Regions from separate parts of the Mus musculus genome. Here region 2 is linked to region 1. The links are chromatin loops, found by intact Hi-C in ENCODE. Cell type or tissue: left cerebral cortex. All regions are shown on one strand. Links, peaks and the distances in the headings refer to the core of each region. The heading gives the core; the rest is flanking DNA. Region 1 has its middle 21 kb from the start of D14Ertd670e. Region 2 overlaps Gng2 (guanine nucleotide binding protein (G protein), gamma 2).

Region 1 (16,647 bases), core at 4,937-9,936:
TGGGAACTGAATGATCAAGGTAAGATAGAAACCTCCGATTGAGGTTAAATATTACTACAACAGGGAATAACATTTAAAGAGGGGGGAAAAAACCATATGAAGACCTTCAGTATCTATGTAAGAAAGTAAAAACTTCTGTTTTGCTAAATTAAGTAGTTAAGGCAACTTAAAATTATCTTTGGGTATGTATAAGCAAGTTACAGAAGCAAAAAGTAGTTAGTCCTAACAAATAGATAGTCACGGCTGTACTTTTTTGGAAGAGGGGGACACTGAATCAGAATTACAAGGAAGTTATCGTCCAGGGACTGGAGTCAGAGGAAAACGGCTCAAAAGCCGTTTGGTATTCAAAAATACCAAGATGGATGCCTAGTATAAAATGGAGTTTCTTTAGCCACATCATTTCCTACTATCTCTAAATCATATGAATCAAATCATTGGTTCACATTTATTTAGGGATAAAGACTGATATTTTAATTGTCAGTCAATCAATCTTAAGGGAGCTTAAGATCTAAGCTCCCTTACATCTTAAGTAACCCTTTTTGTAACTCTCCAATTTTAACAGGTATTTGTAGGACTGAAGGTGTCTAGAGGCCAGCATGAGCTTTGATGTGCTGAACACTGTAGACAACCATTTGTTTCTTTTGACAGTGATAGGAACATGTCTTCTTTGGTAGAGGGGAACTGGTTTTCTTTGGACCTAACATTCCAGACTTTTGTTAATGATAAAGGATGATGTAGTCTCATCAGTAACTGCTTCCTAGCCAAACTAGGACATCATTGTCAGGCCCAGAAAGGCTGGGGTGATGGACAAAGGCCTGGAGGGGGACAGGGTACATCTGGTTTGTTGTCCAGGTTTTGTTGGACCATCTGAGGTTCATGAAGTATGGGTGGCTTTGGAACAGTCTGACATGCTGGTCCAAAGCTAGGGCTCAAACTGGTAGGAAGTTTTGTCAGAAGCGTCTGGCTTACATTGACTTCAAGCCCAGGCACTTGCTGGTTTGGAAGGGCCACCTGAGGCTGGTATGTTTGGAGCAGTGTGGAGTCTTAGTTGATTGGAAATCTACTGGAACAATTATATAGACTAGGAAGAGAAGTTAAAGCTTAAGAACTTAAAGGGAAATCTACATTTGGACATTTTAGGCCCATTATCCTGGTAGTTGGGGGAGTGGAGGAGTCCTGAGACTAGAGGAGAGCTGGAGAGAGATCCTACCCTCAAGGACAGGCAGCTGGGGAACTTAGCTGGAGCCCATTAAACCTGTGAGAGGCAGACCCAAGGCTCACGACTCCGACAATTCCTTGAAGCTTACCTGATTGTTTTTAGTTCACAAAAAGAGATAAACGTTTTAGCTCTATTAGCATTACCACTGTTTGTAACCTGTACTAAAGTCCACATTATAGGAAAATCAGCTAACAGGCCTCTGTAAGACAGCCAGAGTAGACTCACTCGTTTAAGTCACAGCTAAAGCTGTGGCTTTGGGTTAAAAACACGAACATTTTTTCCATTGTCCAGAGAGCTAGAAATATAGAGATTGTAGAGATGTTTTTAGCCAATGAGAAGCACCCTTATGTCTATATTTAGAAGACAACCAAAGACAAATTAAAATCTTGAGCTTGTGACTGAATAGTAAGGAGTCAGTGCCCTACCAGCTTATCAGAACTCCACTGACGAATATTAAAACTCTCAACTTTTGAAGTCTTAGTAAAGTATACCATAGAAGGGAGTAAGAAATCAGAAATATTTTCTATTTTTCTGTATACCTTAAATCTTTTTCTTATACTGTTACAATTTGCATTTACATACTTTAAATCATTTTCTTAGACCCCCGGGGAACTTACTTAAGTGTTCGTATCTACAGACCTTTATACTCCTTAAAACACTTCCTTGGACACTCAGAACGTGTAGACTTTTAACCATTTTTTATCTAATCATTTATCAGAGACACGAGTAGTTATTACTGAAAGCAGCTATTGCAAAGCAAGTTCTTTTTAAATAAAGGAACAGTAAAACGTTACATCTGGAACCTGTTTATCCTTTAATATGAAGACTGTTAGCAAGGCAAACCTACCAACCTTTCTCAGCAGGAGACATGGTAGCTCCTAGGAGACAGCAAGGCCTGATTTTTACATATGAAATGAACTTAGCGGACTGCAGCCTTGGGGAAAGGAGCAGGTTGCCTGTTGCTGTTAAACTAACAAAGCTCAGTTAGCCATCAGAGATTTGAGAAGAATAAATTATAGCAGGAAGCATAATCCAAAAGGCCCATATACCAGTTAAAATGGCAGACACTTATCCATCACCTAGACAGTCACCCCATCAGGCTCCAGGGGTGCTTCACTGGGGGCAGAGGTCCCAGGACAGTGGCAGTCTTTGGCTGCCAGGCCCAGAAGATCTGAGAGGCTTTCCTGTGGCCAAGGGACTTGGAAGACTGACTCGCCTTTTATAGGCAACGTGGGGTGATCAACTCTCCAAAGTTTGGGCTGGGTCCTGGTGGCCAATAAGGCATTTGAGGCAGTTTAATCCAGTGGTTAGTGTTGCCATAGTCCTGGTGGAGTCATTGTGCCCCCTTCTTTAGAGACCTTGGGGTCACTGCTAGGAGCTGGAGTCTGTCTTTCATAGTAAGCTTTTTTCATTAAACATTTTAAATGCAATATTCAGTAGATCTCTGAGAAGTCTGAGTACCATTATCTATTAAGTATATATGAGCTAAACAAACTTTTTTGGTTTTAGTTACTTGCTTAAGGTTTAATACAGAGAGCTAAATTAAAAGCTTGTCCCTGAAAATGAATTACAATTGTACTTAGCATGATTACATAGTTTTGAGCACATTAAAGAATGTGATCATTTATAAGATGACTGAATATTAACTTCCATGCCCTAATTATGTTAATAGTTTATAAGATGTTAGCCGCTTTAATAAGATTAAGATTTGACAGTTTTATCCATGTTAAGTTTTAGTCTCAGAAATTATAATTTTTGAATGGAAGCTTTCTTAGTATCAAAATGAAATGTAAGTCATAAATGTAGCCCATAGAGAGACTGGGGATTTAAAAAACTATAAATGTAATTTATAGAGAGATCAGAAACCTTATTTTGATTTTTTGATTTTTTTCATAGTACACCATTACAAACTATTATACTTTTTTGTATGACTCAGTTTATCCAAATAATTAAGGCTTAATGAAGTTAGCAAAGATAAAGAAGCTAGGTATACATTTTTATTTCAGTTATTGTTAATCTGGGTAGACAGAACTTTGGAATTTATGAACCTTATTTATCAAATACATCTTATTTGTTAAACATATATATTTTTTATTTTAAAATTTTAAGACAAAAATTATCACATAAAAATCTATCCTAATCCAAAATATCTTGGGGACCTGTTGCTATCTCCTTAGTCTAGAAAGATGACCAGAGTTGATTTCAAGTTACATATAAGCATGAATAGCAAATTATGATTACCTATTTTTTATTTATTTTTTTAATTTAATTTTATTATTATTATTTATTTATTTATTTATTTTGATTTTTCAAGACAGGGTTTCTCTGTATAGCCCTGTCTGTCCTGGAACTCACTTTGTAGACCAGGCTGGCCCCGAACTCAGAAATCCGCCTGCCTCTGCTTCCCAAGTGCTGGGATTAAAGGCGTGCGCCACCATACCCGGCCCTATTTTTTAATTTTTAATTATTAACCTTTTTATTAAAAATTTTAAGCTAAAGTTTTTACTTGGAATTTTATAGGTCCTCCCCACCCTCACCTTGAAATGGCCTTACAGATCCTGAGAAAGAAAGTTTCCGTTTTAGCAAAAGTTTGAGTATCCATTATCTTGAGTGAGGGAACAATTTTGTAAACAGGAACCAAGAAAGGGGCAGAAGCCAAAGAGCTGGACATCAACAATTATATTTAACCATGCTAATTGTTGTATAAACCTTTTTTTAATTGAAATAATATGGGGCACTGATAAATTATTTCTCTGTTGTTGAAATGAACCTATTCAAACCAGATTAAAATATATATAGTGCAGGTTTATTAGGAAACTGCTCTTGGGCAAGTTCACTGGCCTCCAAGGACTGAAGCCAGGGAAGCTGCCAAGAGGAGGGAGAGAGGGGAGGGGAAAGAGAGAGAAAGTGACAGAAGTGGGGTGGAAAGAAAGCAACAGAGAGGAGACAAAAAAAATATGTCTGGATTATATAGGGAATAGAGGGAAGAGTCTCTGGGGTAGGAGGGACAGGCATACTAGCCCCTGGACTGGAGAGTTCAGGGTTGGGAACAGGGTATACCAGATAGGGACTGAGGAATGCTGGGAGAACCTGGAGGCCAGGCCTGCTTTAGTATATAAAATATGCACCTCAGCTCCTTATCCCAGGTCTGAAATCCAACAGTAACAAATAAATATACCATTTGTTGTAAGAATTTTTTTTCTGGAGGGGTGTGTTTTACATAATATCTAGAGCCTTTACCCATTACATATAACAACAGCTTTCCCTTAGTTGCTTAGGTAGGCTTCATCCTAATTTTTAGTGTTTTAGCATGTATACCCTAGTTTCTCCAGAAAACCTTGAGGCTTCGTGCAGTTAAGGCCTAACTTCACATAACCAGCTGACAGGAGCCAGCTGGCAAAAAAGCTAGAAAAAAAAAATTTTTTTAAATAAGAGTGAGGAAAAAGGATCTCAAACAGGAGGGTGTAGAGAAGTACCGGATGTATCTGTAGGACTTTAATGGCAGGTCCCCGCAAGCCAATGAAATGGACAGAGCAAGCTTCAGTGGGGAGTTAGTGTAGAGGCAGCCAGGAACAATCTATCCCAGAAATCCTGAAAATGTTACATGGAGCTCAGAGGCTATTTGGCTGTGCTAAATTCAATTCCTACCTCTGAAACAAAACTTGAAAAGATAAATACAACAGAGAACAGAAAAAGACAGTACAACAACACAATCAGAAAGAAAAAAAGATGAACTCAGACATATCTTCACTTATACACTAAAACCAAAAGGACAGTAGGGTGTCCCCTCAATCCCAGAGACAGGGTCTACAATATTGTTATATCTTGCTTTTTGTTTCTCCAAATGTCTAGACTTCAAAGTAGGACAGAACAACTCACTGATAGGTCCAAGCTTTAGAAGCACATTCTTACTTTCTTTCTTTTTTTTTTTTTTTTTTTCTCACTCCATAAGAAGCACACATGGAAACACAGTGTCCCTCAGTAGTATAAGCATAGTCCTTTGAGTCTATGTAAGGACAACATTCTTACTTTCAATTTACAAATTTGTGGCAGTTGCAATCTGGGATCCCTGGGACCTATCCAGTCCACTTTGGGTTTGTTCCCTGTGGGGCTTATTCCAGACCCCTAGCCCTGAGTCTAAGGTCTCCTAGGGATCTCGCTGGGGCCTCCAAACATCATGGCGTTTGTGATCCCTGGAAAAGACCCAGGAAAAGAGTTAATCCAACTATAACTTTAAAATTTATTGTCTAGCTGCTAGAAGGACAAACAATCTATGAGTCAAATTTGAGATTGTTGTGAAGGAGGGGCATGCAGAAGGACTTTTAAAGGGAAAAACCTTCAATATCTTTGTAAATAAGTAAATACTGTTTTGTTCTGCTAAATTAAGTGGTTAAGGCAATTCAAAACAATCTTTGTGTATCTGTGTAAGCAAGTTGCAGAAGTAAAAAAGCAGTTAGTCATATCATAACAAGTAGATAGTCATAGCTGTCCATTTCTGGGTGGTGGTCACTGAATCAGGGTTACTGGGAACTTATCTTTCAGGGAGTGGAGTCAGAGACAATGGCTGGCAAGTACCAAGATGAATGCTTAGCATATAATGGAGTTTCATTAGCCACACAGAGTCATTTTGATGGCCCAAGCTTTCCTCACTACAGTCAAAACCTCTGAAAATGAGAGCCAAATAAACCTTTCCCTTATAAACTGTTATGCCAGGCATTTTGTGATAACAACACAGTTTGACTAATATATCCACTAAGGCACTGAGGCCTTTCCATCCACCAAGCCAGTTTCTTAGTGAAAGTCCTTGGTCTCTGCTATCTCAAGCAAAACGTTCCAACTATTGGTCCTTTTGCATCCACTTATCATCATGCAGCTGGGGTGAAAGTCTAAGTACCAAGTCAAATCTTGACACTTTTCGGGGCTCAGTGATGCCTCTGGAATGAAAAAGTCTGGAGAGCCTTGCTAAGTAAAACAAATTATGAATTTTGTTTTATTGCAGAAAGTTATGGGAGGTTTCTGAAGAGACAAGTATTTGGTACAAAGGAGATTTGCTCCAGAGGGACAAAAGGCAGCAAATTAGAGACAAAGATAGAAGATAAAGGACAATGGAGAAGGGGACAGGAACAAGAGATGGGGGAAGGAGTATTAGCCTGAGAAGGACAAAGGACTGCCTCTGAATAAAGAGGAGACAGACATGACCCATAGGCAAATGGCAGTTTGTAAAGGTAAAAGGGGAAATCCCATGTTAAAATGAGGTGTTTAATTTTGACTGGGCATGTTAATTGGAACAGCCAAAATGGGGCTTTTGATCTGGACTTTAGTATTTTGATAGCTGGACCTTGGTAGTTAGCCTGAGGAGGAGGAAGTGGCCAAATAAGGGAATAGATCTTGGTAGTTAGCTTTAGGAATGTAATCTAAGGGTTTTTAATAAGGCAGAGGAAATGGGGAAGGGCAAGGCCTGCCAGAGCCATGTTTGCCATGCCTAGGCAGGCCACAGTCACTTCAGTTTGTTTTGTTAAGTCACTAACAAACAATTTATACTTCTAGATTCATAACTTTGTTGTTTCCAACAGTTATACATATTATAACACAGTCCTTAACCAGTTCCAACCAGGCCTGCCTCTCCCACATTAGAGGGGCTGTTTACAACCTAACAAGCAAACATCACTCTGCCCCTGCTTGCACGTGACCATCCTTCCCAAGGCTGTGAGCAGCAAGATCACCTGTTCATTAGCAGGGTGTTTTGGGAGCTGTGCTTAGGAAGGCATTGTTGGCCAAGGTTTCTCCAGCTTCTCTAGCTTCCCTTAGACTTGCTACTCATTTGCATTTAAAGGGAGTATAGTTCTCTCACTGGGTCCCTACAGTGGCGATTCTGAACATAGCTATAGCTCTTGTCACCCAAAGTGAAGTAACTTCAATTAAATTATTTATATGTATTTATCTATCATATATGAATTTTAAGCATGAATAATACATAAATATAAAATAATACGGTGTTCTAACCCCATGGCCAGGCATGGGAAATCTCCCTTTCAGTTGTTGATCAGGGGATTCCAAGAGACACCATCCCCAAACCATCTAGGGTATTGTCATAATCCTTGGTTATCACCTTGAAATTGAAGGTAAGATCTCATTGCTGAAGATACCACATACTTCAGACACAGAAGTATGACTTTCATAGTGTGAGAAGGTACTGTGCAAGCAGACGAGAGAGAGAGGAACAATCAATAATCCTACCCAGGTGGGGTGGGGGAGGTGAGGTGGAGTGGAGGGGTAGGGACATCTTCTCGGAGACAGGGGTGGGAGGAGGGTGGTGGGAGGGAGAGGAATGGGATGAGGAACTGTCAGAGGGTAGACCAGGAGGAGGATAATGACTGGACTGTAAAAAAAAAAACGATTAAAGATAATAAATTAAATAGAAAGAAGGAAAGGAAGGAAGGGAGGGAGGGAGGGAGGGAGGGAGGGAGGGAGAGAGAGAGAGAGAGAGAGAGAGAGAGAGAGAGAGAGAGAGAGAGAGAGAGAGAGAGAGAGAGAAAGAAGTGTCCTTCTGAGAACAGGCCAGTAGAGGGAGCTTGTAAGAAAATATTTCTGTCTAGGAGCTGGAAAATTCCCACCGAGGAGACTCCGTGATTTTAATTATTGTAATTAATGGTAAATTCAAGCAGACTTACACAGGACACAAACCAGAACAGCCACAAATTTGCGGAGGTGCCAAGTGCAGGAAGCCCAGTGGAGAGCCTTCCAAAGTGCTATTCAAGCTCCGGGTTCCAAGCCTCATTCCCATTACATAATTCAAAAATCTGTGGGATTTAGGATGTGCAGTGTTTAGGTTCGTCAGAGCTATCTAAGCTTTCTGAGAAATTATTCCCAAGTAGAAAGTCAGTGCTGGCTGGGAGCTGTGAAGAAGCTGTTGTTCTCTAGACTTTGCCTTTCTTGCAGCTTGAAGACAGGGAGCAAGAATGTCACACTGATGGATGAAACCATCCAAGGAAAATACAGAAACTGCAATTTGAGTGCTAAGTAATTTCCATGTCAAAACTTCTCTTTTGATACATATTTTTGGTTGTGAGCCTAGCCTTTAACGGCTGAGCCATCTCTCCAGCCCTTGATACATATTTTTAATAAAATCTATCTATCTATCTATCTATCTATCTATCTATCTATCTATCTATCTATCACTGTTGTTGCTATTGTTGTATACAGAGTTTCTCTGTGTAGCCTTGGCTGGCCTAGAACTTACTCTGTAGACCAGGCTGGCCTCAAACTCAGAGTACCTCTGCCCCCTTGGGTGCTGGGATTAAAGGTGTATACCACCAGTGCCCTGCTCTTTTGAGAATTTTAATCATTATACTACAAACACCAGGTGAACTTGGCTATGGCTTTGGTTTGTTAACCCCTGATCTAAACCAACACTTAGCCCAACCTTCGAACTTCATCTGCAGTGTCTGTGTTTCTCTTCAGGAATACTTGGATAAATATTTGCTTCCTGGGCCCATGTAGAGATAGTCACCTCAAAAACAAACAAAACCCCAAACAAGAAAATTAAAAACAAACAAACAAAAATTAATCAAACAAACTACACCCCCCCACACACACACCACCACTACCACCACCACATTTCTTTGAGCACTCCAGAAAGAGAGGCAGATGGATCTCTGTGAGTTGGAGGCCAGCCTGGTCTACATTGTAAGTTCCAGGACAGTTAGTACTGTGTAGAGAGACTATGTTGTGGTAAATCTCCTCCCAAATATGCCCCGGCAATGACAACACAACTCAGTTAATATGAATACAAGCCATGCGCCTAGATTGGGCAGATCTACCGCTACACTACCATCTTCTCCTGAAAGTATAACAACGTAAAAACAGAATTCTAGGCCTTTAGGCCCAGGCTTGGGAATGTGGCCTTTGTAAAGGTATGCTAATCATAAAAGAGATAGCGACATTCCTCTACCCACCTGCTTCCTGGGTTCAAAGAGTGCTCATTCAAAGAAAGTCACCCTGGCCATTACCAGAACCTGCAATGCAAATGTTCTATTGTTAGGGGCTCTTAGAAGCTGTCTTGAGAGTTAACAATTACCAGGTATTCCTTGTGACTCTTGTAACTTTACACTTCCTTGTGACTCTTAACTGGTATCTTTGGTATCTTCCAACAACGCCCTCCCCACTTCCTTGAGTTTCTGGTTTCTTCCTTTAAATACCCCCTTACCCAGCTACTCGGAGCGCCAAGGTCCTCTACCCTGTGTGGTGTATGACCATGGGCCCGAGAGCGCTCTTGAATAAAAATCCTCTTGCAATTTGCAGCAAGACCCGTTTCTTGTGGGTGATTTTGGGGTGTCGCCTCTCCTGAGTCAGAATGTGGGGGAGCCCTCACATTGTGGGTCTTTCATTCCATCTTATCAGAACTTGAACTTAGAACTTGCAGTTTCTCCAGGCCATGTGCTTCTGCTCTGCTTTTCTTAGTCTTCTTCCTCCTCTACACCCTCTCCCTCTTCCATTTTCCCCTTCTTCCCTCCCCTACCTTCTGTTCCACCTTCCCTTTTATCTGCCCAATCATCAGCTCTCCTTTATTTTACAAATTAAGGTGGGAAGCAGGTCTACAGGAAATCACCTGAGTGGTGACTCATTCCTTGTTCACAACCACTCACAGGAGAACGGAATTAACATCCAATATAATGAGCCCCAGGACTATCTACCACAAGACTATGTCTCAAAGAACAAAACAAACGATCAAAAAGAAAAAAAAAGACTCTTTAAGGTGCCATTGTGTATTGGCTGAGCAGAGATAGCTTTTAAGGACTGGGACTGAGGAACGGAGAGATGACTCAGTGCTTCTGCAGAAGATCTAGGGTTCAGCTCCCAGCACCCACGTGACGGCTCCCAACCCCTTTGTAACTCCAGTTCCAGGGAGATCTGACACCCCTTTCTGGCCTCTGCAAACACTGCACACACATGATTCATATTCATACATGTAGGCAAAACACTCATGTGTATAATATATGAGTACATAAAAACTGGGACCCAGGTCGGGATTAATAGAAACGTGATTCTCAGAGAAAGCAGAGTTAACTGCTCCCCTGGCATGAATATCTACTGTAGGATGTGCTTGGGGTGTAGCATGCCCTCTGGTGTCCTGGTACAGAACTAAGGGAGGAGAGAAGATGCTGTTTGAGGCACTGATTGAGGCAATGGAGGTTTTTGTACAAGTGACTCAACTTTTCTAGCTTGTATATCACACTGAAAGGGAATATTACCCATTGGGGCTCTGTGAAGGAGTACAGATACGTTAGAAACTTTCACCCTGGCAAAGTACCTGACAGAAACAGCGGAAAACAGGAAGGACCTATTTCTGCTCATGGTTGCAGAAAATTGAGCCCACAGTATGCTAGGTTGGTTCTGTGGCCAGCTAGTGGAAGCATGTTCAGGCAGTTTCTTGCTTCTTGGTGGACAGGAAGCAGAAAGTCAGTCTAGGCAGAAACAGGTATAGCCTTCAAAGACAGTCTCTCAGTGACCTACTTCCCAGGCCCGCCAAAGTTTCCACAGCCTTCCAAAATGGTGTTACTAATTAGGGACCAACTGTTCAACCATGAGCCTGTTGGGGTATTTCATATTAAAATCTTCAAGTAGGCACTTAATCCATGCTAATATTTAGTATCAAGAGTTAGAGGGAAAACCCCCAAAATGCCCGTGTATAAGAACCAAGATAGGAGCTATGGATTAGAATGGAACAAGAAGATCTTAAGATAAAATGTATACCAGCCCCTCTGCCTTACCTCTGGTTTATAACTGGAGGGGAAATCCTAGGTTTTAGTACAAAACGGGCTAGGCAAGAGTGCCTAACCTTTTGATGGTGACACCCCAAAGTCAATTATAAACATCACACAGAACTATGCAGTCTGGTTACAGATAAACGAGTAAACCATAAAAGCCCTTATAAGGCTTAAAGTGAGTTTATCATTTCGTCATTTTGTGTTGAGCCTTATCCGTCACTCTCCTTGGCTGCATGTGACCCATGGGGCCATGGGCAGTACACACATGGCTCCCAGACTGATTAGCTCTTATTGGAGGAACTCTATACCTTGCTTGCCCTTAAGCTCTTTGCTAGCTTCTGACGTAGGCCACTGATAACAAGGTGAAATGGTTCTTACTTGAGCTGTACAACTGAATTCTGCCTGAAGAAGCTCGCCTAGTTGTGTCCCCTTTATGAACAAAGCCAGTTTTGCTTCCCTTTGCAGATTCATCAGTATTCCAAATCTATAAATGTCTCTGCCTCTGACTTCCATTTTTGAGCTCATTATGACATCTGCTTAATTTACTTATTAATAATGAGTTAAACAAAATCTTTGATATGTGTTCTTTCAACTCTTATGTCAGCCATGATTTTGTTGTTGTTGTTGTTGTTTTGCACAGAAAATTATCCCTTAATTTCCTGCTTAATTATGAACTTGAAATCAGAGATGTTTTCCAAGAAAGCCTTTAACAGCATCCTAGAAGACAGTCCAACACATTACCCCTTTCTCTCTTAATCATCTTCTCTTCTAGCTGGGCCTAATGGTGCATGCCTTTAATCCCAGCACTCAGGCCAGTTCAGGCCAGCCAGGTCTACATAATGAGTTCTAGCTCAGCCAGTGCTATATAGTAAGATCCTGTGTCTTAGTTTGGGTTTTATTGCTGTGAAGAGACACCATGACCATGAAAACTCTTATAAAGGAGAACACTTCATTGGGCCTGGCTTACAGTTTCAGGTTATGAGTCCATTATCATCATGGTGGGAAACATGGCAGCATCCAGGCAGACAAGGTGCTAAGTGGAACTTAGAGTTCAACATCTTGACCCATAGGATACAGAAGAAGACTGTGTGCCACAATAGGCATGGCTTGAGTATAGGAGACTTCAAAAGCCCTCCCCAGCAGTGACATACTTTCTCCTACAATGTGACACCTACTCCAACAAGGCCACACCTCCTAATAGTGCCACTCCCTATTCCTAGCATTCAAACACACAAGTCTCTGGGAACCATACCTATTCAAACCACCATATTTCACTCCCTGATCCCCATTGGCTTGTAGCTACAACATAATGCAAATTGCATTTAGTCCAACTTCAAAAGTGCCCATAGTCTATCACAGTTTCAACAATGTTTAAAAGTCCAAAGTTCTAAGTCTCTTTTGAGATTCATTCATCTCTTAACTGTAATCCCCTATAAAATCAAAATTAAAAAAAACCAGATCACATACGTCAAACATATAATGGCACAGGTTATACATCACCGTTCCAGCTGTAGGGAAAGGGACACAGTGAGGAAACACTGGACAAAGGCAAGACTAAACACCGGCTGGGCAAACTCCCAACTCTGCATCTCCATGGCTGATGTCAAAGTGCTCTTCAGATCTCCAACTCCTTTCAGCTTTGTTGCCTAAAACACTTCTTTCTCCTTCCTGGTTCCACTCCCTGTGAGCAGCTTTCCTTGGCAGGTTTCCCACAGCTCTGGCATCTCTAACCTCCTGGGGTCTCCAAGGCAATCCAGGCTTCACCTTCACAGCTTCACTCCATACAGGGATAACTCTGCCACATGCCTGGCCTTGGTGACTCTCCTTAGTTTCAGAAGGAGATTCCATAACCCCTTTCTTCTATCCTTGACTCTCAAGCAAGAACCACATGGCTGAAGCTGCCAAATTCTGCTACATGCTGGGGCTGGAACATAGCCATTTCATTCAGTTACATCTTCAACAAAATATCACAAGAATGATCTCTAGGCAACATTCTAAAACCTCTGAAACATCTTGAGCCAGGCCCCCACAGTTCAAGTCACCCTCGGCACCACTTTCTTCCATGTTTCTACTAGTATGGCCTGTTAAGCAGGGCTTAAAATATTGCACTGCTTTCCAAGTCCAAAATCTCAAAATCCACATGCCTCCAAACAAAGGCAGGGCCAGGCCTATCACAGCAATACCCTAGTTCCTGGTCCTGACTTCTGTCTTGGGGTTTTATTACTGTGAAGTGACACCATCTTATAAAGGAAACCCTTTAATTGGGGCTGGCTTACAGGGTCAGAGGTTTAGTCCATTATCATCATGGCAGGAACCATGGTAGCATCCAGGAAGACATGGTGCTGGAGAAGGAGCTGAGGGTTCTACATCTTCATCTTCAGGATGCAGATGGGGACTCTGTGCCAGACTGGGCATAGCTTGAGCATAGAAGACCTCAAAGCCTGTAGTCTCCCCTCCTCCAGCCTGAAACCTGCTTGCTCAGGGGTGGAGCTTCCTGCTCATTCGTTCTGCCTCGCCCACTGCTGGAACCTGCCGCTTTGCTGTTCAGAGCCACACACGTGCTCACCTTTCTACTGGACCAGAGATTATTCAGTGGGAATCGGGTCCCCTCCCCCTTCCTTCATAACTAGTGTCGCAACAATAAAATTTGAGCTTTGATCAGAATGAATTTGTCTTAGCTCTGTTCCTTCTTTCGCCCCGTCTAGATTCCTCTCTTACAGCTCGAGTAGCCATATCAGTCGAATCGTTCACGTTGTGAGCTGCTGGCAACAAAAGCCCACCTCCATAGGGACACACTTCCTCCAACAAAGCCACACCTACTGTAACAAGGCCACACCTCCTAAAAGTGCCACTCCTTGAGGGCCAAGCCTTAAAACACATCAGTCTTTGGAGGCCATACGTATTCAAACCATCACATTCTGTGTTTTTGTTTTTTGTTTTTTGTTTTTTGTTTTAATATTTTTATTAGGTATTTTCCTCATTTACATTTCCAATGCTATCCCAAAAGTCCCCCATACCCTCCCCTCCCCTCCACTCCCCTACCCACCCACTCCCACTTTTTGGCCCTGGCATTCCCCTGTACTGGGGCTTATAAAGTTTGCATGACCAATGGGCCTCTCTTTCCAGTGATGGTCGACTAGGCCATCTTTTGATACATATGCAGCTAGAGTCAAGAGCTCCGGGGTACTGGTTAGTTCATAATGTTGTTCCACCTATAGGGTTGCAGATCCCTTTAGCTCCTTGGGTACTTTCTCTAGCTCCTCCATTGGGGGCCCTGTGATCCATCCAATAGGGTTTTTGTTTTTTAAATCTTCTCTTTCTACTGACCTCTGCTTGTGGCCCTTCCTCTCAACAGTTCAAGTACTTTGAATGTTGTTTAAATTTTCATCCACAAAAGAGAGCTAGATGAGAAGACATTCCCCGAATAGCAAGCTGCTTTCCTAAAAAGCTTCTTTCATATTTTAAATTACTGTCCACCAGTAATCTCCTCCAATGATTAAGACTTTAGCTTATGTGAGTTGTACCTGTCACCACTCACCAAATTAGAGACTAAACCAATATATTTTAAACTATATTATTTACCAGACAAGGTGACTCACACCTGTAATGCTAACCCTTAGCTGAAGTGAGTGGATAGCCATGAATGTGAAGACAGTCTTAGCTACATAGTGGGCTACAAGGTGAGACTTAAAAATGTACAAACAGCCGGGCGGTGGTGGTGCACGCCTTTAATCCCAGCACTCGGGAGGCAGAGGCAGAAGCAGGCAGATTTCTGAGTTCGAGGCCAGCCTGGTCTACAGAGTGAGTTCCGGGACAGCCAGGGCTATACAGAGAAACCCTGTCTCGAAAAACCAAAAAAAAAAAAAAAAAAAAAAAAAAAATGTACAAACAACTTAACATAAATTATGTGTGTTAATTCATTGAAAATAACAGCTGCAAATCATTTCATGTTGGCATGTTTTTTATGAAAAATTGCATTTTCTAGGACAAAGCTACATTAAGAGGATGGACCTCATTCGTAATTTTTGCAGGTCTTTTTGATGTGTGCTTTATTAGAAGGAAGCTAGAGTCTCATATTGAGCCCCACATTCAGTCTTTTGTGGCATCACTATCCTGTAGCTTTTGAAACTTCTCACTCTGTGAGGTGATGACAAGAAAAGCAATACTCCAGGATTGCTACTAACTCAGCCTCCACTTTGGAGATCTCCTGGAAGGGCTGTGGGGACCCAATGAACTCCTGGAGCACTCCGTGAGAACAGCCATTATAAAATAAACACAAATCACCTACAGTTGGGGCCAGTGACATTTTGGTGGTGGGATGTGCTGGTCCACTGTGCTAGTTCCCATCTGAGAATGCTGGTTTGCGTTCACAGGCCTTCTGGGACAGCTTTCCCTTGCATGTGCGCATGTGGAGGGCTGCACGCATGTGCAGCAGCAGCTGTTGATCTGTGATTCAGATCCAAGCTTGTGTGGGCTTTCGTGCATGTGTTCTTAGCATTTGGACCGAAAGGGGATGGGGATTGGGTCTCAAGTGAGCACCCATGTTCTATCTTTCTCTGAGGATTACCACTACATGGGTAAGGATACTGGCTGGTCTTGCTTTTCTTCCTAAACTTTGCTCAAATCATGGCAGGAGGGGAAAAGGCCTCAGAAGTCTCCATTGCCACTGGGATGTCTCTGTTTCTGACCCACTGACAGTTCCTGGGCTTAGTTAACAGCATCTGTTAGAACAGCAGTTGGAAAAGGAAGAATTCTTTCTCCCCTCCTGAAAGTCTTGAAGAAATAATCACACCTTGGACCATCCTTGGTGTAATAGATATTGATTCTCCTTGTACAGGCTCTGTGATGCCAAGAAATATTCTCTGGGCAAGGTAAACCTGACAGCTTCAGCTGACACTGCCTAGGCCCCACATCAGCCCAGTGAAGAAGGGGTTAAATCCTGACTTACAACACTGAAGTCTTCATGCCAGTGAGGTAATCAAGAGGCTTGATGTTCACAAACTGGGTATCTTATAACAACGCAGTCAGAACTCCCCTTAAAACCCTCCCCTTTTGCGCTTGCATCCCAATTTACACTCCAGGACATTAATTAAGAACAAAGTCTTTGAAATCAAGATGAACCTACATAAGCACTGCTCATCTGCTATTTGGGAGAATGCCAATCTTTTGAAACCTCACATTCTTTATCTACAAAAACAGGATGAATTTGTTTGGGTTCTTGCTAGGTCAAGGCCTGGGTCAGTGGGTTGACCGTAGAGAGCTTAGTGGGAGGAAGTGCTGAGAATGACCACAGCAGGCAAAAATGTAATAAGAGGAAAGGAGAAATGGGGCTAGAGGATGCTCTCAGTCATCAGGAACACTATTCTCCTTCAGAGGTCGCAGGTTCGATTCCCAACACCTATGTTAGACAGCTCACAACTGTCTGTAAATCCAGTTCCAGGGTATTCAACACCCTAAAGGGGCCTCTAGGAACATCTGCATATATACATTACATACATCTTAACATAATACATATATACATACATCCTTAAAATAGATATAAATTTTAGCAGCTTTAATGAGAAAAGGAGGCAGATTGAAGGAGTTGGTTACTATTGGAGATGACTGGGATAGGCCAGTTAGGAACTCTCAGGTCAACTGTAGAAACTGCACCCAGAAAGA
Region 2 (16,647 bases), core at 5,345-10,344, 45 kb after region 1:
ACATATGGTGCTGGCACAACTGGTGATTATAATGTAGAAGAATGCGAATTGATCCATTCTTATCTCATTGTACAAAGCTCAAGTCTAAGTGGATCAAAGAACTCCACATAAAACCAGAGACACTGAAATTTGTAGAGGAGAAAGTGGGGAAAAGCCTCGAAGATATGGGCACAGGGGAAAAATTCCTAAACAGAACAGCAATGGCCTGTGTTGTAAGATCAAAAATTAACAAATGGGACCTCATAAAATTGCAAAGCTTCTGTAGGGCAAAAGATACTGTCAATAAGAGAAAAAGGCCACCAACAGATTGGGAAAGAATTTTTACCAATCCTAAATCTGATAGGGGACTAATATCCAATATATACAAAGAGCTCAAGAAGCTGGACTCCAGAAATTCAAATAACCCCTTTTAAACATGGGGTACAGAGCTAAACAAAGAATTCTCAACTGAGGAATACCGAAGGGCTGAGAAGCACTTGAAAAAATGTTCAACATCCTTAATTGTCAGGGAAATGCAAATCAAAACAACCCTGAGATTCCACCTCACACCAGTCAGAATGGCTAGGATCAAAAATTCAGGTGACTGCAGATGCTGGCAAAGATGTGGAGAAAGAGGAACACTCCTCCATTGCTGGTGGGATTACAAGCTTGTACAACCACTCTGGAAATCAGTCTGGCGGTTCCTCAGAAAACTGGACATAATACTACTGCTTCGAAGATCCCACAATACCTCTCCTGGGCATATATCCAGAAGAAGTTCCAATGGGTAATAAGAACACATGCTCCACTATATTCATAGCAGCCGTATTTATAATAAGCAGAAGCTGGAAAGAACCCACATGTTCCTCAACAGAAGAATGGATACAGAAAATGTGGTACATTTACACAACAGAGTACTACTTGGCTATTAAAAACAATGAATTTATAAATTTCTTGGGCAAATGGATGTATCTGGAGGATACCATCCTGAGTGAGGTAACCCAATCACAAAAGAAGTCACTTGATATGCACTCACTGATAAGTGGATATTAGCCCAGAAACCTAGAATACCCAAGATACAATTTGCAAAACAGAAGAAAATCAAAAAGAAGGAAGACCAGCATGTGGATACTTCATTCCTCCTTAGAATAGGGAATAAAATACCCATGGAAGGAGTTGCAGAGGCAAAGTTTGGAGCTAAGATGAAAGGAAGGACCATCCAGAGACTGCCCCACCCAGGGGTCCATCCCATAATCAGCCACCAAACCCAGACACTATTGCATATGCCAGCAAGATTTTGCTGAAAGGACCCTGATATAGCTGCCTTGTATGAGGCTATGCCAGTGCCTGGCAAATACAGAAGTGGATGCTCACAGTCATCTATAGGATGGAACACAGGGTCCCCAATGAAGGAGCTAGAGAAAGTACCCAAGGAGCTGAAGGGGTCTGCAACCCTATATGTGGAACAACAATATGAACTAATCAGTACTCCCAGAGCTCGTGTCTCTAGCTGCATATGTAGCAGAAGATGGCCTAGTCGGCCATCACTTGGTCTTGCAAACTTTATATGACCCAGTACAGGGAGCACAGGGGAACTCCAGGGCCAAGAAATAGGAGTGAGTGGGTAAGGGAGCAGGGTGGGGGGAGGGTATAGGGGACTTTTGGGATAGCATTTGAAATGTAAATGAAGAAAATATCTAATAAATTTAAATAATGTATTCTCCTTTCATCTATTACATCCCATCTACAGTTTGCCCTACTTTCTCTCCTCCCCACCGCCACCCCTGCCCCCATCCACTCCTTCTTCCCCTCTCAGTCTCCCCTGCCCATCCCCATCTCACTCCCTGGCCCCATCCACTCCTCCTCTATTTTTCTTCAGAAAAGGGCAGGCTTCCCATAAATATCAACCAAATATGGCATATCAAGTTTATTGCTCCTTTAAAAAAACTTTTTATTGATTCTTTGTGAATTTCCCATGATGCAGCCCAATCCAACACATCTCCACGTCCCTTCTTTTCCACCCTCCACTCTTGCAATCCCCCTTCCAAAAGAAAATAAAAATAAAATAAACAAATAAAATAAAACAAAAACAAAACCATCTCACTGTAGAAGCTATAGTGTGTCCCACAGTGTACTCCTTTCTCCATACATCTTTACTTGCAAACATTCACACGATGAGTCATCCCAGCCTTGAGCCTTCTTTAATCCATCCTGAATTAATTTTTGTTTATCATGTCAGGTATATATCTTTATTTTGCCTATGGCTATCTGATTTTTCCAACCCCATTTGTTGAAAATATCTTTTCCTTCACTAATTATAAACTAGAAGTTTGTTTTGTTAAAGCTTACTGCCTTTCCCCAATTTAAAAGTGGGGCCTTTGGGAAGAGTTACATCATGCAGAGGGAGGTCCCACAATGTGATTAGGAGGAGACAGAAGAGAGGATTGTCCCCAGCCCCCAAGAAAAGTGAGGAAAAGCTTGACACCAGCAGAGCAGGAAGAGGACCTTTGACTGTTTTCTTGTTGTTGCAGATCCAACTGATTGATACATGGTCCTGGCACCCTTGTCACACATTGTCTGAATATGTAAGACACGTTTCTGAGTTCTCTCTCTTGTCCCATTGGTTCAAGACAGGTGGCTTCTCTCCACAGCTCTGCCAAATTGTTTTGACCACACAGTTGTAGTAGGTTTTGAAAACTGCAAGTGTGAGGGCTACTTTAATTTGTCCTTTTGGATAATTGCTTCAGATATTTGGGACTTTATATAAGAGATTTTTCTAATTTGGCTAAAACCATTGTTGGAATTTTCATAGGTGTTATTAACATAAATTTCTTTGGGGTAATATTGGCATGTCAGTGGTCACTCTTCAATCCCTGGCTCTGGAATATCCTTTCATCTATTTATGCATTCTTTAATTTTTTTCAGCAATGTTTGTCAGTTTTCATTGTAGTTTTATTTTTGACTAATTACTAGATATCATTTTTGATGCAATTATAAGAGCAACCATTTTCTTAAATTTCCCCTTCGGATCATTTCTTGTTCATGTATCGAGATGTTGCCTCACTAATTCCCTGCCTGAGTTGGAAGCAGTTGCATACATACATGGTGAAGCATGGTTGAGGAATGTACTGTGTACGTCGTGAGCACAGCGGATTTAAGAGAGAGGTCCATCCCATCGGATGCTTAGGCACATCAATAGCAAATCACCAAACCATAGTCAACACTACTAATGTTCTCTTCCATTTTACAGGTAATTCTAATTGGACAGCATTTATTCTAAGAGAGAAGAAACAAATACAAGCTTGCTAATTCTGAAATGGCTCTAAAATAAGGGAAATTCTGGGATCACACAAAACTTCTGATTGTACATACCTCTTAAAGACCAGTGACAAAAAAATAATAAAAAAGAAAGTGTCTTTGTGTTAAAATACAGGTTGGGTTCAGTGGTATAGCATTTTCCTAGCATGCCAAGGCCCTGAATTCAATTTAATTCAACTCAATTCAATTCAATTCATTTTAATTCCCAGTATAACAAACCAAACCAAACAAAACCCCAATCCAACCCAACCAAACAAAGCCAAACCCAAACCTAAAGCGATCATTTCTACACACTGACTCCCTGCTTTCTCACCAGCCTGGTCCTTGGTGATGTATTTGAGTTCTGCAGAGTCCAGCCCTGAGCCCTCAAGCCTCCAACGAGGTGTGCTGGGCAGTGATGGTCATCTCTTCTAGGAGTCCACAGGGCAGAGAAAATTGAGTCTGGTTTCAGTTGTTTGGGGGAAAGGCTACAAGACCTGAGAACATTTCTGGGAGTCAGCTGCAGAGATGGTCAAAAGCCAGACAAATGCTAGAGTGACTTTCTTTGGACTAGCAAGATGTCCTGGGCCTAGCTTGTAGTCACCAAGCCTGTATCATTTGCCAGCCATCATGTAGCATGGGATGCGTGTGGTTACTTTCCTGAACTAACTAATTAACTAACTCTCTCCCACTACTTCTTCCATTAGCATAATCTACTTTATGGCAATTTCAAGTGGATCTAATCTTTGTCCCGCACCCCCCTGCTTGCCCCCTGGCAGTGATAGCAGAAGGCATCTGCAAGTGTGTGCACTTCCAGTTGTAATAGTGAATGGAGACATAAGTGGTATGTAATGTGCTGAGGCAGACACCAATGCTCTGCAGCATGCCACTTAACAATGAAGCGTGCTGTTCCAAGTGCCCCTGGCGCCCTCAGCGAGAGAACACTCAAAAGACAGCCATCAAGCCACAAACAACAAAGATGCTCACAGAACACACACCACTGGGAAAGCATCCACCACCTACCTAGAGCCTGATGTTCTATGATTCCCATGACTGTCCTAGCGATGAAATGCGGGATAAGAGCTCATGATTCTCATTAGCATCTCTGTGCTTAAGGGATCTGGGATTCCTGATCATTTAAAGTAGAACAGCGTCTCTTTGCGCCTCATCCTGGTAGACTGAGTTAGGTTGAGCTGGATTTGCCCATACACAAAACAAAACAACAACAAAACCCTAAACACCCCCACAAATAACAGATATCTCTAGAACAGTCAGAGATTATATGTGAAGGACTGTAGAAGTTTGCAGGAATGCTACATCCCACCTGAATTCCAAACCCACGAAGAACACACAAGACCTTCTATTCAAGGTCCACCCAATCTATACGCGTCCCCACCCAATCCAAGGACTAGGAAAGTACTATGGGGGCAATAACTATTTCCTTTCTTTTGAGACACATTCAGCTCTTCCATTTTCTTTGGGAGGAACTTTTCGGTTAAAGAGCCACACATTTCCCTGTCACACAGGCTTTCTTTCCATGACATGAAGATAAATAAGTGTTTTGAAAATGCCCTAGAAAGTGTCAGTTAATTGTGGAGAATTTTATTCTTTTCATCCTTTAATGGGTTTTGTTTGTTTGTTTGTTTTTTAAAGCATTCTGACAGTTTTCCCTGGGAACTTTAAATTACAACTGTGAATTTCCCTGCACCATGTTTTGATATTTTCCACAGGGGTGTTTTGTGTGTGTGTGTGTTCGATTAGTTTGTTTTGTATTAAACTGGTAGTGAACAATTTATAGATCTGGAATACAAATTACAGGGTACAGTCTCCCAGCCATTTGATATTGTCTTTGTTGTTTTCATTGGTCAGCTAGCCATATCACTCGTGCATGGTGGTTAGTTCATTTTAAATTGGAAGACCAATTTTAAATTGTCCCAATTAAAAAATATTTCAGAGGCCGGGCAGTGGTGGCGCACGCCTTTAATCCCAGCACTTGGGAGGAAGAGGCAGATGGATTTCTGAGTTCGAGACCAGCCTTATCTACAGAGTGAGATCCAGGACAGCCAGGGCTACACAGAGAAACCCTGTCTCAAAAAACCCAGAACATACATACATACATACAATAAAATTTTTTGGAGATTTTACAATGATTTTTTGCATATATATCTGTGCTAAATGGTCACACCATAATCATCCAAGTGGAGCTTGGGTAATTTGCCATTTGCATTTTTACCCTTACTCAAATTTATTGCAAATAAGTGACATTATATATTGTATATATAAATGACATCATATATTATATATCATATATCATCAGATTCATAGTATTATATATACTGATGAGATTAGCATATACGTACTTATAATTTCACCATCAGGATATTAGTGAACATCTGGACAAATGATGACTGCACTCTAAATCAAATAATGGTATCACATGACTCTGCCCATGGCAGAGTCTCATGGCAGCTATTAGTCTTGCATCCCTTCCTGCTACCAGTTGGCCACTTGGACTTGGAAATAGCAAATTAGTGAGGGATCTCTCAAATCAGCACACATGTGTCGATGCATCAAGTGTTACCCCTTCTCCTTTAACACTGTCAAGCCCCAGGGTACCTGGATTAGAATCTGCTATGCATCTTCACTCATTCGGCCCCAGCCAAGTATTTCAACAACTGGGTAGTCACAAAGGTCTTTTTTTTTTTAGACTCATGGTGTCTTTGTTTCCTTGCCTTTCCTCACTTTTGAGCAGCACTAAGAAGGTTTGAGGCACAGAATGAAAACAGATGGGGCAGGGCACACACAGTATGTGTATATATGGTGTATATGTGTCCACACCAACAGTATGTAGGAGCTTAGACACAGAAGGTGCTGAACAATCATGGGTTCTACAGGTCACTGACTTGTGTGTAAAAGACAGGGAAAACCAAAAGATGGGAAGCAGAACAGAGAGGGGCAAGAGGAATGCTGGGGAGACACAGCAAGAGAAGACATCCTATATCATCCTTAGTGAGGTAACCCAATCACAAAAGAAGTCATTAGATATGTACTCACTGATAAGTGGATATTAGCCCAGAAACTTAGAATACCCAAGATACAATTTGCAAAACACAAGAAAATCAAGAAGAGGGAAAACCAACGGGTGGATACTTCATTCCTCCTTAAAATAGGGAACAAAATACCCATGAAAGGAGCTACAGAGACAAAGTTTGGAGCTAAGACGAAAGGATGGACTATCCAGAGACTACCCCACCTGGGAATCCATCCCATAATCAGCCACCAAACCCAGATACTATTGCATATGCCAGCAAGATTTTGCTGAAGGGAGTATAGCTGTCTTGTATGAGGCTATGCCAGTGCCTGGCAAATACAGAAGTGGATGCTCACAGTCATCTATAAGATGGAGCATAGGGACCCCAATGGAGAAGCTAGAGAAAGCATACAAGGAGCTGAAGGGGTCTGCAACCCTATAGGTGGAACAACAATATGAACTAACCAGTACCCCCAGAGCTCGTGTCTCTAGCTGCATATGTAGCAGAAGATGGCCTAGTCGGCCATCACTGGGAAGAGAGGCCCCTTGGTCTTGCAAACTTTATATGCCCCAGTACAGGGGAACGCCAGGGCCAAGAAGTGGGAGTGGGTGGGTAGGGGAGCAGGGCGGGGGGAGGGTATAGGGAATTTTTGGAATAGCATTTGAAATGTATATAAAAAAATATCTAATAAAAAAAGGGATACAGGAAAAAAAAAAAAGAGAAGCCATCCTAGGTAGCCTTAGGGAGTTCACAGGTAAGCTGGCTAAAGAGCAGGCTTGATGATAAGGAAATAGAAATCTCTCAAGAGTAGTCCCTAGCCCTAGTCTGTCTTCTGGCTCTACTCTTTCACTAAGGGACAAGGAGTTCATGTGAGTACATTTCACTTGTACACCAAAAGTTTGCCATGTGTAACAGTTGGGCCAGGTTCATTCCAGCATTACCCTACTTAATCCTCAGCACTACCAGGGGAAGTTCGAGCACTAGCTCCCTCCACCCCCCCACCCCCCCACCCCCCCGCCACCCGCCCCCTAGTGAGAAAAATGTTCCTGTCTGCCTGGGAAAGACTCTCTTTAGATGTTTCTCAAGTCACATCTTCAAAGCACCAGTCTGGTCCTAATCTGGGGTCTGTGGCACATGTCTACTCGTCTGCACACACATAAAATTCATTTCTTATGCTCTGTGGGGCTCTGTAGCTTCCAGGGGAGCTCATGTGAATGAAACCAACAACCAGACCTGCGATCGGGCTAAAGGGGAAGAAAACAGGCCCAGAGAATGACTTCAGACTCACACTTGTATTTCCATGGGAAGGAAGTGCCTCTTAGGGAGGGTGAGAAAGCACATCCCAGTGACTTCCTTCCACTCTGCAGGGGGGCTGACTCCGTGGTGTGGACAGAGAGGAAGACTCTGCATAGCTTCCCTGCAGGTGGCCGGGGACAGAAATGACAGCATTATTTTGAAAGCATTCTCTTGTACAAGATGGAGCCTTCCTTGTGGACACGGGCTAGCTGATTTTCATGGCCTTCATGAAAAACATAGGCCTCAATAAAAGTGTTCCTTTCAAAATCACCAATTTTGTAAGATGAAACAGAAGAGGTTGTATTGCCAGGCTAAGATGGCATATCAGCTTTCAGTTTTCATCTGAGCTTCAAATAAAGCCCTGGTTGTCTCAGTAAATGGTATTCTGGATACTAGGTAAGCCTTGTTCCCACCAAGAAAAGATTAGTATTCTGTAATATATATGTTGTTTTTTTTTTAAACTTATTATGTGTATGGAAGGAAGCCTTGATCACAAACCACAGGATTCTGAGGTCAGAGAAATACAAACTAGTTTCTATGGCAATGGCTGTTAACCTACTGATGTCTAATCCTCTGTAGCAGCAGGCAATGGGGATCTGAAGGCAGCATGTGGCCTTCTGCTTCCTTGAAGAGATTATCTATTGGCTAATTAATTTCTTTATAAGAAACTGGAGCTTCATTCTTAAATCCTCAACAAATTCCAAACCTGAACCCGCTTCCTGGGGTTTGGTAGACTTCCCTGGCTGAGCTTCCTACGGAGGCTCCAATGTTCATGCTGGCTTACCAAAGGAGACAAAGCAGCTGGTCAACAGAGATGCTGGGCTCTCCAAGTGTGACCTGGGGCTCTTCCACTCACATTTGCTTTCATTTCTGAATTGCCTGGGAGTTCCCTTGATGCAAGTGATAAACAACACAAGACCGAAAAAGCATGCATCAGGAGACAGGAGATTCTAGTTGGCACAGGAGCTTCCAGCTATGACAGGGTGGAAATGCCAGTCTTCCTAGGGCCTCTCTTGCTTAGCTATAAAGTGAGCATTGCACAGGTGTGCCTAGCCTTGCAGCAGTCCATTGTAAATTATAGAGTGCTGTGTGAACTACGGAAAACAGTAACTACTACGGTTTACGGAACCACCCCTGCGCATGGTGACCTAAAAAGACTATATAAACATCTACATTCTGTACAGCAAAGAGCATGGAAAAGAAATCATGGACTGAGAAAGGCAAAGGAGAAAAATCTGTGAACTCCAGTAATAAAGACTTAAATAATGAATGAGAATTTAGATGGTTCGGGGGAGGGAGCTGCCAAGGAGAAAGTAAGGAAATCTCCATGTCTACCTTTGAAATTTCTAATTTTCATGATCAATCTGTCAAAGAGATGACGGTGATCATGTCATGATTTTAAATTATCAAGGATTTATTGAGTGCTTAGCGGGTGGCATCCAGAGGCAACAACCACGTAGTCTATTTAAAGTTTCTATGGGAACCAGCTGCTAGGCAGATTCTAGAACACGCTGTGAGCTTTCTCAATGATGCTAGAAAAACAGCTCCTCTCACTGTTCCCTTCTGCAGGGCAGACCCATGTCCACAAATGGCCTGTGTAAAGGTTTCCTTGTACCACAGGATAAGCTGGCAAGCCTCCCAAGCAGGCTTGCGGAATTGGCTGCTGTATCTCTCCTCAGGCCTGTTTCCTGTATGCAAAGGTCCAGCAGAGCCCACAGCAAGTGTTTCTGGCAAGAGAAATGCTGCCTGCCCTGGGCCCACATCACCAGCTCTGGTCTTCAGCCAAGTTCTCTGTTCTCCCAACAATGTAGCTCGTGCCTATAGCAGCGGCTGTAGTGATTTTGCATCCACAACAGTCTAGAAACCTGTACCAGGATAATCCAAGCCTTTTCTCTGACTTTTTGTTGTTGTTTGCTTGCTGACTGGTATCATCATCATCGTCATCATCATCATCATTACTATTTGGTTTTTCGAGACAGGGTTTCTCTGTGTAGCCCTGGCTGTCCTGGATCTCACTCTGTAGACCAGGCTGGCCTCGAACTCAGAAATCCACCTGCCTCTGCCTTCCAACTGCTGGATTAAAGGCATGCACCACCACGCCTGGCACTGGCTGGTATTAAAGATCATTATTTTGTTCAGACATTTATCCAATATTCATTAGACCTGCTACGAATCACTGAAATAGCTGTGTATCTATCTTCACTAAACGGTCTGTTCCAGGTTTCCCCAAGAGCCTTTGCACATGCGCTGTGGCATTGTGGGTGGAAAGGTTGCATGTCCTGCCCACTTTTGTCTCTTACATTTGGCCTCTAATCACTCCTTATGAATAAGAGGATTTTGGCATGGCCATTTATTTTATGTACTTAAAGAGAACATTTTAAACAGTATCGATTGCAGAATAAAAAGAGGCTCTGGCTGTGCAGTGTTGCTGATGGAACTGCTTGTTGGGAGGTATGATATAAATGTTGACACATGAGTGACAGGGAAAGTTGAAATCACTTCGTTTTCTAGAGGAGGTGTGTGTATAGTGGTAACTCTTGCAGTGTAAACAATAACTCACTCCAGAGAGTCATCTATTGCATGGGGACCAGCAAATGACCACATACTAGTTAACATTATCTTCTCAGCAGGTGCACACACACACACACACACAGAGAAAGAGAGATATTTAAAAAAAGAAAAACAGGGAGGTAGTGGGATTAGAGGTGCAGTTTAGTGGTAAAGCACATGCTTAGCAAGCAAGAAGCCTGGGGTCGTGAGTTCAACCTTTAACACCACAAATGGAAGAAAAGGAAGGAAAGAAGGAAGGAAGGAAGGAGGGAAGGAGGAAGGAAGGAAGGAAGGAAGGAAGGAAGGAAGGAAGGAAGGAAGGAAGGAAGGAAGAAGAGGAGATAATGTAGAAGAGAGAGACAATGAGAACTGAGTGGCAATGTGCTACCTATTCTTCCTAACCCGAAACTTACAAAAGGAAGCTGAACCATGCATTCTGCATCATCAGGAACATGGGCCTTTGACTTCGTAATTCTTTCAGAGAGACTAGTGATCATAGCCTGACAGAGGAGCTCCCAGTTGGGCCAAAATCTGCACTTCCTAACAGAGTATGTGTGTCACCGGCTACCAGAAAAGGCAAAACCCCAACCTAGATTGTATCTGGTCACCTGCAGATTAGTCCCTTTTTGAGTGGTTTCCAGAAAATGGTAAGAGAGAAGTTGGCACACTAGTGTCAGGCTTGTTGCTTGCCTCAAGAATGCATGACTGCTCCGAGGTGAGAAGTGCCAGACTCAGAGCCTGGGTGGCTCCCTCTCCGAATGTTGTCCTATGACCCTTCTACCACCAAAGAGCTACTGAGTCAGATGTATCCAGGAGCAGGCATGGTAGGGTAGAGCAGGAGTCTGTGCTGATGATGCTCTGCTCGTCCTCGAGGCTGGGCACTTACTGTGTAGAGGAAGGCTGAGTGCACAGTGCTATGGAGGACTTTCATTCATTAAACAGTAGTTAGCCGGAGCACATTAGGAGCACTTTCAAGCTGCTGTTATTAGTTTGTATTAATGAAGGAAAGAAACAGTTGATAACTAATCGGTCGCATACTACATTAAGGGATTATAGTACACTGGAAAAAAGAACTAGAGTGGTATGCCAGGGAATGACAGGAGCTGGGTGGAGAACCTTCCAGAGGCACGGTCAGGGAACTTGATATTTGAACCTGGGCCTGCGTGAGAAAAGTTCCTGGGTGGTACCACCTAACAGGATTGCAGATGGGAGGGCGGGGGATGTTAAATAATAAGTGTTCATTTGCTGGTCCCTGTGCAATGGATGACTCTCTGGAGTGAGTTATTGTTTACATTGCAAGAGTTACCACTATACACACACCTCCTCTAGAAAACGAAGTGATTTCAACTTTCCCTGTCACTCATGTGTCAATATTTATATCATACCTCCCAACAAGCAGTTCCCTCAGCAACACTGCACAGCCAGAGCCTCTTTTTATTCTGCAATCGATACTGTTTAAAATGTTCTCTTTAAGTACATAAAATAAATGGTCATGCCAAAATCCTTTTATTCATAAGGAGTGATTAGAGGCCAAATGTAAGAGACAAAAGTGGGCGGGGCATGCAACCTTTCCACCCACAGTGCCACTAAGCTAGAAAGTAGACAATTATCTATCGCCTTTGCTGTTTTGCTGCTCATCTTCTCCAAAGGATGTTGACTTGGGAACTGGGAATCCATTTTTCACAAAAAAGCTGAACATTGCTCATCCAAAAATCTGAACTCTGAAATGCTGCAAAATGTGGCCAAGAGGTCACAAAACTCCATAGTTGACATTTGTGACAGGTTGTGGGCAAAACACAGGGATACTAAAAACACTACATAAAATTATCTTGAGGTTTTCTGGGATATCTCACTATATACGAAAGTATTGCAAAGTCCAGAACAAAACATCCCCACTTCTGGGTCCTGAGTTTTATAGATAAGACTGATATATACATGATGTACATACACCATATCTCTTTGGAGTAGCCAGTAATTGTGTAGATTCACAAACCACCATCATCATTGCATGTACCATCTTAGGGAGCTGTTAAACCATGTTTGATGCTCATTTTCTTCCATTCTGTCCTACCCTGATAGAAATAAGACCCCCTAGGTCACAAGAGCAGTTCTGAAAAGGCCAAGGTTATAACCTTAACTGACCTTAGGTAACACACCAAAAAATCCTTAAGTCCCTAGGTTGAACAGAACCTAAAAGTATTCCTGTAGACAGAACCATCTATCCAAAACAGATCTTTTTTATAACCACCAATGAAATACTTTAAGTATATGTCTGTACTGGCTAGTTTTGTGTCAACTTGACACAGGCTGGAGTTATCACAGAGAAAGGAGCTTCAGTTGAGGAAATGCCTCCATGAGATCCAACTGTAAGGCATTTTCTCAATTAGTGATCAAGGGGGAAAGGCCCCTTGTGGGTGGGACCATCTCTGGGCTGGTAATCTTGGTTCTATAAGAGAGCAGGCTGAGCAAGCCAGGGGAAGCAAGCCAGTAAGTAACATCCCTCCATGGCTTCTGCATCAGCTCCTGCTTCCTGACCTGCTTGAGTTCCAGTCCTGACTTCCTTGGTGATGAACAGCAATATGGAGGTGTAAGCCAAATAAACCCTTTCCTCCCCAACTTGCTTCTTGGTCATGATGTTTGTGCAGGAATGGAAACCCTGACTATGACAATGTCATACAGGTTTATGTACTCAGAGTGACACTGTTTTATTTAATAAACATGGTTTCTTTTTTCTTTTTTGCAGGTGGTAGCTCATGAAAGAAGGCCTTCTCCAGGAACTGGCTAAGGATTTTTCTATGAATAAGCAAATTTTAAAAAGGCTCTAATATCAGTTTCTTTCATTTACTTTAAGCAAGTATGAAATATGAGGCATCTGCAGCCTGTAGAATGACAACCCTTATGTTCTGGGTAAATTAAATACAAGAGATAGGAAGTGTATCTGAATTGCCTTAGAAAATATGAGTACAAAAAATAAATTGTCGCCCGGAGTGGTGGCGCAAGCCTTTAATCCCAGCACTTGGGAGGCAGAGGCAGGCAGATTTCTGAGTTCGAAGCCAGCCTGGTCTACAGAGTGAGTTCCAGAACAGCCAGGGCTACACAGAGAAACCCCGTCTCGAAAAACAAAAAAAAAAAAACAAACAAACAAACAAAAAAAAAGGTCAGAACCCAGTACTTAAGAGCATCTTTGACCTACTTAGGTGTACTTTTTTTTTTTTTTACTGTTTCTTAAATTTTTAGAAAAGCATCTGACGGGCCCCCAACGGAGGAGCTGGAGAAAGCACCCAAGGAGCTGAAGGGGTCTGCAACCCTATAGGAGGGACAACAATATGAACTAACCAGTACCCCCAGAGCTTGTGTCTCTAGCTGCATATGTAGCAGAAGATGGCCTAGTTGGCCATCATTAGGAAGAGAGGCCCCTTGGTCCTATGAAGGTTCTATGCCCCAATATAGGGGAATGCCAGGGCCAGGAATGGAAGTTGGGGAGCAGGGGGAGGGGATAGGGGATAGGGGATTTTCGGAGTGGAAACTAGGAAAGGGGATAGCATTTGAAATATAAATAAAGAAAATATCTAATAAAAGAAAGGAAGGAAGGAAGGAAGGAAGGAAGGAAGGAAGGGAGGGAGGGAGGGAGGGAGGGAGGGAGGGAGGGAGGGAGGGAGAGAGAGAGAGAGAGAGAGAGAGAGAGAGAGAGAGAGAGAGAAAGAAAAAGAGAGAAAGAAGGAAAAAGAAAGAAAAAGAAAGAAAAGCAAAGCCTCTGACAACCCTTCTCCTGAATGCTGGAAGCATTACTGACGTCCAGACTTCTCACGAAGTTGTCTTTCCCTCCCTTCAAATCAACAGCCACAACTACAGCAACCTGAGAGGAGACCATGAAGGTGGGTCTGTGAGTAGCCCTCCAGCACTGAGGACTGCGCTCCCTGACGGGGTGGGTCTGCTCTGATATCAGGAGATCAAAGGCACTGGCCTCCATTGGCTCACCTTATTATTATTTCTGGGCTGCTTTACGAAGACTTAAAATGAAAGGAAAAGAAAAGTGAACTACAAAGGCTCCCTGATTCGAGTGTGCGGAGTGTTTGCCTGCCGAGTGGGTTTCCGCACTTCAGTAAGACAGGTTTAATGTTGTTCAGGGGGAGAGGGATAATTGTGTGGCTCGCCCGGGAATTTTTAGAGGATGTTTTTCTCTTGTAAGTGTGGTATCTTGTGATGGAAACTGGAAAGGAAAGACTCAGAAGCTGGAAAGTTAGCGAGGCCAGGAGGCTGCGGACTGAGATGTGTCACAGTACTCAGGGCACAGAGAGCATTGGTGAGGAGAGGGACCCTGCGGAGAGGGCTTGGTACTGAAAGCAGAAGCTAGAACTCTGGGTCGGAACTTCAGCTGCATTGAGTGACTATGCGTGAGCTAGCTCATGCTGGGACTTCCGGTACTATCCTCATGAATGCTGCTTCCTTTCTGGTTCTTTCTTTTAGTTCTTCAAGAGACCTGGTATGGTATTTATTGCTCCTCTTCCTGTATCAGTGAATCCCACAGATTTGGACTCTGTTAGGCCACACCCCCCAAAAGCAAATCCCTGAGAAAGACACGGAAATGTATGGAAAATCTCTGAGGCCAACAGCAACCGGGTGAAAAGGGAGTTTCAGACCTTCTCACTGGAGGCATCACTCCTGGGTTTCCAGGCTACTCTTGGTGATTATTCTCAGACTCTCCTCTCTTTGATCCACCACCTCCAACCCCTAACCCCCCTACCAGCTACCACCCCCTACCCTGTACTGCAATCTACTGAATTCTCTGCCTTTGAACTGTCCCTCAAAGCTACTGGACAGAGACTTAACCAGGCTCACATGCCATCATATGTCAAGGAGCCTCCCAGTCTCCCAGCAGCCTTGCCTGGTTCTTTTTCTACCACAGCAGCTGGTAAGGCCCCCGAGTCCTGGCTGGACAGGACACTTAGGTGAGTCTGGAACAGTAAGAGTGCTAAGTGAGCACAGACCACAGGACCCACCTCTATGAGAACCCAGAGTTCACTACAGTGGATCCTGTTTCCCACCCTCATGTCCCCAGTTCCCTTTGAATGATTTTTCCACCCTTTTCTTCTTTCCTCAAAGCTCTTCTTGTACCCCCTTGCTCTCTGTGCTCATTCTCAGCTGGTCAATTTGCTTCTTATCTCAGAGAGAAAACAGCAACAACTAGATGAGAATGTGCATATCCGCCCTCCTGGATGTCCCCTCCCCCACCCCACCCCACCTGAGCATCCTTCCTAAGCCTGGCTTCTAGGGTGAGTGAGTGCCTCCTGCCCTGTGCCATCTCCTCCTTCCCTGTGCCATCTCCTCCTTCCCTGTGCCATCTCCTCCTTCCCTGTGCCATCTCCCCCTGCCCTGTGCCATCTCCTCCTGTCCTGTGCCAACTCCTTCTGTCCTGTGCCATCTCCCCCTGCCCTGTGCCATCTCCTCCTGCCCTGTGCCATCTCTTCCTGCCCTGTGCCATCTCCTCCTGCCCTGTGTCATCTCCCCCTGCCCTGTGCCATCTCCTCCTGCCCTGTGTCATCTCCCCCTGCCCTGTGCCATCTCCTCCTGCCCTGTGTCATCTCCCCCTGCCCTGTGCCATCTCCTCCTGCCCTGTGCCATCTCCTCCTGCCCTGTGCCAAATCCTTCTGTCCTGTACCATCTCCTCCTGCCCCTGAGCTCCTGGTTTTCTCTGACATCAATAGGTGCTCGAGTCTCTTTATCGGAGAACACTCATCAACATGTAGACATACCAAACCACCTCTCATCTTAGAAATAAACAAAAGGGCTAGAGAGATGATTCAGTAAGAGTGCTTGGTGACTAGACATGAGCCTCAGTGTAGATTCTGGTACTCATGTTCTTAAAACAAGGGGGGAGGCAGTATGGCTGGACATGTAACTCCAGTGCTATTCGTGACAAGAGGCTGCTCAAGCTCTGGGTTCAATGATAGACCCTGTCTCAAAGGAAAAGGATAGGAGTGATGGAGCAGGACACCCAATGTCCTCTAATGTATACGCCACATGCTATCCAGCTAGCCAGTGATGGACAGCGGAGTCCCTGTCACCACCTGCTATTCCAGATGCTGCTGCAGGGAACACACGTCTATAAACAGCATCTCAAGGTCGACCTTGCAGTTCTTCAGATGTCCATCCTTAAGTGGGATTGCTGCACTACTAGACCTCGCTGGGGGCTTCACCACAAGCTTTCTACCTCAGCCTCCTGAGCTGCTGAGATTATAAGCTTGTGTCATGGAATCTGTTTGTTTTTAATTGTTTGAGTAACTCGCATACTCTCCATAACATCAGCACTGTGTTGCACTACTAGCAACATTGCTCAGAGCTGACTCAGGCCTCTGTGGCCTTCACATCTGGAAGTGCTGTCCTGATCCTTCAGTTCTTAGCCCATTGCCCGACTCTGCTTGTTTGGCACTTCTGACCACATCAATGGTTGTTAGCACTGGTGTTTCTGGATTCTTGTCTTACTGTCTTATTA

Evidence for each region. Hi-C counts contacts between places; a loop is a spot of excess contacts. Peaks named below come from ENCODE experiments on the same cell type or tissue, not always from the same donor. Only the 100,000 strongest peaks of a DNase experiment are listed, where the experiment ranks them.
Region 2: a loop joins it to region 1, with 2.9 times the contacts of the local background. A loop is called at or near these places in 2 of 42 quality-filtered maps.

What each region holds. Positions count from the first base shown.
Region 1 is chr14:19,851,539-19,868,185 of GRCm38, forward strand. No RefSeq gene overlaps it. Among named protein-coding and RNA genes, the nearest start is that of D14Ertd670e, 21 kb to the left of the region's middle. In left cerebral cortex, for the core only: a CTCF peak has its summit at 7,819 (motif pointing right); DNase peaks (open chromatin) are centred at 7,872 and 7,932; H3K4me3 peaks cover 401 bases; H3K27ac peaks cover 547 bases.
Region 2 is chr14:19,896,565-19,913,211 of GRCm38, forward strand. All of the region lies in intron 2 of Gng2 (guanine nucleotide binding protein (G protein), gamma 2), which reads right to left. Among named protein-coding and RNA genes, the nearest start is that of D14Ertd670e, 66 kb to the left of the region's middle. In left cerebral cortex, for the core only: no CTCF peak of the experiment used is centred there; DNase peaks (open chromatin) are centred at 7,684 and 9,268; H3K27ac peaks cover 1,639 bases.